2 separate regions of the Mus musculus genome follow, and region 2 is linked to region 1. Evidence: chromatin contacts called from ENCODE POLR2A ChIA-PET data. All regions are on one chromosome and are shown on one strand. The core of a region is the stretch at or near the end of the contact, and the rest is flanking DNA. Distances in the headings are between cores, read along the strand shown.

What was found. ChIA-PET counts read pairs that join two places held with the same protein, here RNA polymerase II (POLR2A).
Region 2: POLR2A ChIA-PET joins it to region 1 with 18 read pairs in embryonic stem cell. The contact joins the promoter of Puf60 here to the promoter of Eef1d in region 1. POLR2A ChIA-PET finds 5 or more read pairs at or near these places in 4 of 5 experiments (Patski and embryonic stem cell).

The regions. Positions count from the first base shown.
Region 1 is chr15:75,907,324-75,911,131 of GRCm38, reverse strand. It overlaps Eef1d (eukaryotic translation elongation factor 1 delta (guanine nucleotide exchange protein)), which reads left to right and starts at 1,788. Exons shown (of 10, transcript NM_029663.2): 1 at 1,788-1,887. Tigd5 (tigger transposable element derived 5) reads right to left here and starts at 1,397. Exons shown (of 1, transcript NM_178646.4): 1 at 1-1,397. The coding sequence starts at 1,341.
Region 2 is chr15:76,078,759-76,082,566 of GRCm38, reverse strand. It overlaps Puf60 (poly-U binding splicing factor 60), which reads left to right and starts at 1,621. Exons shown (of 12, transcript NM_028364.2): 1 at 1,621-1,717. The coding sequence starts at 1,694. It overlaps Gm48952 (a long non-coding RNA gene), which reads right to left and starts at 41. Exons shown (of 2, transcript XR_003951572.1): 1 at 1-41.

The DNA of each region.
Region 1 (3,808 bases), core at 539-3,038:
CACAGCAAGCCGCAGGAGCTCGCGTTTGTACAAATGCTTGAAGGCTGCCACCACGCCGTGCTCCAACGGTGCAGGGATGTGTGCTCGGCTGGTGCCCTTGGATAAGAAGAGCACTCGAACTGCACCATCAGGTGTTTGAAGTTCCTCTGGGGACCCAAGGAGCTCAGGCTGGCACTGCCTGGGAGTCTCCTCGCTCTCCTCCAGGGGAGGCATGCTAGTGGCCCAACTCGGACAGGGTGGATGGGCCACCAGCAGCACAGCCTTCTGTTGCAGGCAGCTTCGGCGCAGGTAGCGCTTGACGCCAGGGACAAATTCCTCGAAGAACCAGCCCCGAAGAAGCGGGCGACTGAGCCAGGCATCCGGACTGTAGCGGTAGGAGGCCGGGAACTTGTCCTGGTTGTGGTGACGCAGGCTGGGTGGGTCCGGTAGCTGCCCGATGACTAGTGGTTTCAGCTTGTGGCTGCCCGTCAGGTTGGCGGCCAGCAGTACTGTCACTCGGTCACTGCGCCAGCGTCGGCTGCACCCACCAGGCTCTTTGGAGTCCCCAGTGCCCGGAGTTGAGGCCTGCTCCGGAAGTAACCTCCAATAGAGACCAGTAACGTTAGCATTGTAGATCTGCTCGTCGCCATAGCCGCCCTCGGAGTGGGGTAGAGTGGCTGGCGCGCCGTCAGGTACGAGAACTGCGCCTGGTGACTGCGCCGGCTCCTCTTTGACAGGCGCGGGGCCTGCGACCGGGGACTCAGCCTCACCATAGATGCGCTGGCTAGAGATGCCATGGCGCTTCTGCCAGCGCCAGAACCAGCCGTGGCTAGCCTTGAAGGTACACTCGGGGCCGTAGATCTGGCGAGCAAAGGCCTCAGCCTGCGCTTGGATAACTGGCCCGGATAGCGGCACACCGTGCTGGCGCAAGGTGAGGAACCACGAGTAGACGGCGCGGTCGATCTCCTCCTCGTTGGCCAGACGCATCTTCTTGCGCTGCGTGCCCACTTCTCCACCCAGCTGGTCCAAAAACCAGCGCAGCTTGGGCTCGTCCTTGAGCCAGCCGCGCAGAGTGCCGCCTGGCACGCCGAAGTCGCGGCACACGCTGGCCTGCCGCTCACCGCCCTTGACGCGCTCGATGGCTTGCAGCTTGTCTTTGATTGAGTAGGCCTTGCGGAAAGTCATCTTCACGGCCACCCGGGGCCGCGGCCCGGGCGCTGGGGGCGGCGGCGGGCGCGCCGTGGAACCCGGGCCGGGCGCCGGCGATCGCGGCGGCTCAGCAAGGCACCGTGGCTGGGGAAGACGAGCGCGATGCGGGACCGGGTGCAGGGCTGGGCCGGCCGGAGGGCTCGCGGGGTACATGGCGTCGGCGCCAGGGACCACCCGGGAAAGCGAGCCTGACACCCCGCGCGGGCCGCTCGGGGCGGGGCTCGGGGGCGGGGCTGCCCGGGTCCCTCCCTTTTGTCTCGCCAGCCTTGCCTGCCCCGGCCCGCAAGGCCCGCCCACTTCGCCTCGTGGCGCCTGCGCACAGTCTGGCCTTGGGCGCGTCACTAGCGCGTGCGCACATCAGCTTCATTACGTCCCGCCCTCGTCGGACGGATCCACTCTTCGAGCTGAGGAGGGGTTCGGCGTGTTGGGAGATCCGGTTCTCCGCTCCTAGCGACAACTCTTGAGGTGAAGCGCGGCTCTCAAGGTAGCTCTTCCTTTGCTTCTACCATGGTGGTTCCTGCATGCATCGTGATGCACGCTCTGAGGGCAAGACAGCGCGTGCCCAGGGTTGGACCCCCCGCCGTGCCTTTCGTGGTCTATGCCGCTGCGTTTTCCGGGAGCTGCGCGGGCGCCCTCCCTCTCCTTTGCAGTCCTGAGCTCGCAGTTCCAGGTTTTGGTTGCTGCGTCCTTGGCTGGCGTGTGAGTACCGGGGGCCCCGCCTCAAGGAGCGCACGTGCGGCGGAGGCCTGGAGTGCCCGGGCCCCGCGCCGTTAGGGTTGCCTCCCGTGGGACAGTGCGGGCTGCGGGCGGGCGTCTGGGCCTGTGTGGAGGCGGGCCGCTGGCCACATGGTTGCCAGATTCCGGAGCGCTGCTTCAGGCTGGCTGCGCGGTGGCTCCGCACATCCCAGCACGGCACGGCCTTGAGTGACACGGTTGCCTGCGGTCGGGCTGGCTCCGGAATTTTGGGGGCCCAGCTCTTGCTAACGCCCTAGGTCTTTGCGGTTAAGCACCAAGGGCGTACCTAACTCTAGGCATAGAGGGAGGTTGCTTCGGGTGCTGACTGGTGGAACTCGTACGGTCCACGAACACAGGGTAGAAAAAAGGGCGTGGTGGTGTCGATTTGCTCAAAAGTAACAGGACTAGCTCTACTTACTGATTTGAATAAGGTGATCTGGGCAGCTTTCTTTGGAAAGGGGCGTTGAAGGGTACGGTCGCCCCTTTTCTAATACATGAGCACTCTCTCCGGGCATCATGGTTTTCTAGAGTGAACGGCTACCCTGCAGCAAAAAGAACTTGGTGAAGCTATAATGTTGGGATGCTACTCCCAAGGATGCTTCTGAATTGGCCCTGTCACTCGGGGATGGATAACTGGGTCTTATCTCAGGCGGATTCTCATGGATGAAGCAAAGGATGGATGTGACAGGACTACCGAGTGCCCCCTAAGCCAATCCCGTGGGGCAACAGAGTCAAGAGGAAGAAGTCAAAGGGACAAGGAGTCCCCTTCCCAGGCTCTGTGATGGCCAGTACATCATGAACCTTCTCTCGGACTGTGGGAGGAGAACTCAGCAAACAGTTGGAGAGTTGGCAGAGGGAGCCATTTAGACTTGGTTGCCTGGGATTTGCTCTGCATGGCTTTCTGCCCTCTCAGGAGAAGGCTGCTGCAGGGTCGTCCTCCGGGCTTATCTTTTGGATAGGTGAGGCTCCGTGGCATAGTACAGATGAGGCAAAAGTGCTTGAGAGGGCTTGATAGCAAGAGTGACACTTGGGGGATGCAGGTAGGAGATGCTGGCATTAAACATTTCTTCTGAGCCAGGGGTCTAAGATGCTGTGTGCCTATTGAATGTTGGAGTCATTGAAACATGTGAAATCCGGGTGCTGGAACGTGCTTTGGTCTCCAGTTCCACACATCACTTGACTCAGCAGACTTGGGTGGTTCTACCAATCAGAGTTTTCATTCTCCTTCCTGTGTCTAAGATGACACACAACCAATGCCCCCAAGGTATGGTCCAGATATTATCAGGTGTAAAGGAAGAGCTGAGAAAGCAAGTCGTCTAGCAGAGTCCCAAGACCTGTGTGTCAGGTCAAGGTACCGTCTGCTGGAACAGAAATAGAGCCAACAAACAATAGCATTTGGGGGTAAGGAGATTGGGGCTGGGTGGGTTTAGACTGGAGTGACAGCATTAGCCTCTGGGTCTCAAAGTGGGCAGACAGCTCAGGCCAGTGTTTCTGAGTAGGACTGGGATATCCCAGAGGCAGAGAAGCAGGGTGGGAGCTTGGAGATGAGAATCTACTAACCCATGGGAAAAAAAGACCAAGACACCACTCCTGTGCCAACATAAGCTGCAGTGGGAGAGTCACACTGCGTGGCTGTTGTGACTGAAAAGCTCGTGAGTCCTCACATTCCAAGTGCTACCAGCTGCCCCCTTTGAATACCAGACACAGAAAAAGCCCCCATGGGCAGCATCTGTTCACAGACTCAGGCCAGGTGAGCCCAGAGGATGTGGCTATAAGCGTGAAGGGATACAAGTTGAACTTTTCTGACAGACCTGTTCCCTACCCACCTTGCACATTTCTAATCCTGTGGAGGACAGACAGTACTGGGAGCTCATCACTGTCAAGA
Region 2 (3,808 bases), core at 372-2,871, 170 kb before region 1:
TGAGACCCAGCCCACTCAACATCCTGTGTGTGTGTGTGTGTGTGTGTGTGTGTGTGTGTGTGTATTTTCAGAGTCTCTAGTGGGCCCATCTAATTCTAATTCTTGAAGAATATTGGCCAATGTGATTATCGCTTGTTTTCTTGAAACTTTCAACTTTATGGGTTTTCTGTTTTGTGTTTTGAGACAGGATCTCTCTATGTAGTCTTGGCAGTTGCTTGGAACTACTTGGAAAGGTAGACCAGGTTGGCTTCCAATTCACAGAGCTTCTCCTTGCCCCTGCCTCTGGAGTGCTGGGATCACAGGTATATGCCACCACACATAGCTCAACTTTATTTTTCAACTTATCGAATCGCTCATTTGCAGATTTTGTTTTGTTTTTTTTTGGGGGGGGGGTGTTTTTCCAGACAAGAGTTTCTCTGTGTAGCCCTGGCTGTCCTGAACTATGTAGACCAGGCTGGCCTCGAACTCAGAAATCTGCCTCTGCCTCCCAAGTGCTGGGATTAAAGGAGTGCACCACCAACACCTGGCCGTTTTAATTTTTCTCTTTTTTAAATGGGGAAATCTAAGTTCATGATCTTTATTTTCTTGTTTGGGGGATGCAACATCTTTAGGTATCTTCCATTTCCTTTGTTGTCTTGGTTTCTTTTCATGCTCTTCTGCTTGGTGATTCTGGCTGGCCACTTTTGCTTAAGAGTGAGATGCTAAGCTGGGTCTCAGCGCTTCGTTCCCAGGAGGAGCTAATCTCCAGGCACTGTTGGCAGAGCCAGAACGACTAGTAACCTGTATTAGGGATAGAAGTCTGGAGGCACCTACTTTTTTTTTTTTTTTTTTTAAACTATCTGCACATTTTCGGAGAATTCAAGACACAAGCATCACACACCAGCCTGCTAAGGCCCTCCCCTGGCTCCCCAGCATTCCACTTCTCTGCCCACTTAGGTTTGCTTTCAGTAGAGCTTTTTCCTGTTTAAAGGGGGTACCGAGGGGGAGGAAAATATTCTGCCATGTTTTGCTAAAGATCTCTATATTAAAGTCTGAAAACCCGAGGGGTGGAAAACGAGAATGGCTATCCGGTGGAGTTTGAAGGTGCCTGAGCTTACAGATGTGGTTGGTGCCTTGCAGGCAGCCTTACGGCCACAAAGCCCAGATGAACTACATATTTACACATAGCTCAGGACTTGGGGACTAACGTACACATTTATGCCCACAGGACAATAACCACAGGACAGGCTGGGGAGCCATCTTTTGGGGGCCATCTTCGTGTCAACGGCTATTTTCTCACTAGGAAAGAGACCATATTTCAAAATGAATGAGGATTCCTGACTTTAGATGGACAATGCAAAGGACGATGCATCAGTCTTTTTGTCTTCTGTCTCCGCAGTCTACGAGCTTTCAGCGAGTGGACTCAACTAAAATAGGGTGGTAGGAAAAGAGGCAGACGGAACTGACTCAAAAATGTCGACCCCCCCCCCCCCCGACCAGGGGAGGGCTCTCCGGGTCGCCACTCCAAAACCCCGGCCCGCCCCGTCCTCCTCCGGTACATTAACGGCCTGCTCCGCCCCGGAAATGCGTTTCGGTCTCCGCTCTCGTAGCTATGCCGTACGTCGCGAGATTTCCGCGTCCGACGCCCAGATCGCGCGAGACTGCGGAGGGAGCTGATGCTTGTGGCGCGCGCGGCGGCCGCGACGGACGCAAGATGGCGACGGCGACTATAGCTCTCGTAAGTGAGTCCCTCGCGGCCAGGGGGCGGCCCTCAGCTCGGAGGAGTGAGTCGTCGGCTGGGACAGGGTGCGGAGGGGACCCTGGGTGCGCAGCGGCCCGACCCGGACCTCGTACGGACTTTACCGTGGTCCCCGGCACGCGGGGCGGAGGCGGAGCGGGAGCGCGCGGCTGCGGCCACGGCTGGGGCTCGACTGCAGCTTCCGGCTCGAGGACTCCAGTTTCCGGCAGCTGGGCGGGGTGGGCCGGCCGCGGAGCTGCCCTGCTGGATCCCCGCGGGGCGGTCCTGTCTGCCGAGACTGGGCGACAACTGTCTAGGCGTCCGGTGGCATTAGGGTGTCCTGGTGCCTGCTCCAGACCCGCGCGGCTACGCCCCGTGTTGGGGACGCGGAAGGGGCGGACCCGTTAGCATTTGCTCTGCGCCATGGTGCAGAGACGAGGGTTTCCCGTTCCGTTAACACGCAGGAGGGGAAGAGCATCTCTCCCAACCCCCATTCCCCTCCACACCTTTCAAACAGCCATTCTGTCACTGCCTCTGTGGGGAACCCGACAGCCGGTGCCTGCCTCGGTCACTGGTCCGGGTGGGCATCATAAGACTTTGCTAACCCCCTTGTCTTGGGCTGGACGCTCCAAGGGCTGAACTTGGTTCTGCCCTAGTCAGTCGGGAATGTTCCTTGAATGGCTACCACCAGGAGTTCCTTCAGGGACTATTTATCTCTTGGACCTAACCCCACTGCAATCCAGACTTTTGTTAGCCGCCACCCTCACTCAGAGGGGATGAAGCAAGGGCTGAGACCACTTAAGCCCTAGGTGCCTGGAGGCCAGCCGTAGGGTAGGGTCGAGTAGAGTACACACAGGCTGCCATTCCTCAGCCTTAGCTGGGAACTGCACCTTCATAATGGGAGAGGGGCACTTGCTCCAGCTTGTGAGGGGTGGATCTAGTATGTCTTGCTCACATCAGGGCTAACTTCAAAAGAAAAAAAAAAAAATTCCTGCTTCCGCTGCTTGACGCTATTGGTGTAAATGGTCTTTTCGGAAAGACAACCAGAGAGTTGAGGAGTTGATGACTGCCCTTAGGTGGCTGTCAGATGATAGAAGAAAGGGTGAGGGCAGAGTATAAAATACTTTAAACAGCACTGGAGGAGAGTGGATGCCTCATTTCTGGGTAGCCCCTGTTGTTCATGCAGACTGAAAGGTTAGCGCGATGCTAGACAGATAGTGTCATTATTGAGATGGTCTCGAGCAGTAAGTCTCACCACTGAAGCCGTCTTTGCCAGCATTTGACCACAAGGCCCCCGAGAATTGTCTCTCTCTCTCTCTCTCTCTCTCTCTCTCTTTCTCTTGTTTTGCTGCATCCACAGTGCTCAGTACAAGCCTGGCTACCCAGGAAGTAGCACTACACCCTGTGAAGGGACCTGAACAGATGGAAGACAGCGTCCTTCAGCCAGTCCTATTCTTGGGGTCTGGCACTGCTCTCAATGGTACTAATGTTGCTAGAACCTGTGGCTTACTTTCCATATGCAGACTTAAGGGACTTCATGGAAATTGATTCCATAAATCTTCGCTGCTGCCTGAGAAATAGGCCATGCCCCTGCACAGGAAGAGCCTCAGGACTAGATTTTAGGTGATTTGCTCAGGGTATTTAATATGTTGTGTAATGGAAATAACTCTTTATTCTGAGCTGGTGAAGGGCAGAGCTTGGCTTGCGTACCTGAGACACTCAGCAGCAAATAAATCCCTCAAGGGACCTCCCCCTCTCTGGATGCACCATGGCTGAGGTACACATTAGTGACCAGCTGTGATAACAAGTGATAGTTTCTCTAGGCTCTCCCAGTGACTGGTTAGAACAGAATTTTAGACTCTGTATGGGAGAACTTTCTGCGGAGGTAAATGGGCTAAATTGGGTGGTTTGTCCACAAGTGAGTGCTCTCTGGGATTGTGCGTATGCATTGCATTGTGTGCTGCTTTCAGCACTATTCCTGTCCCTGGGAGACTCATTTGGAGAGGCAGGAAGTTATGAGTGTGCCCCAGGGTCACCATTCTCACTGGTGTCTGGCTGGTGCCTGAGGCATGCTTTTACAGTGGGTGTTGA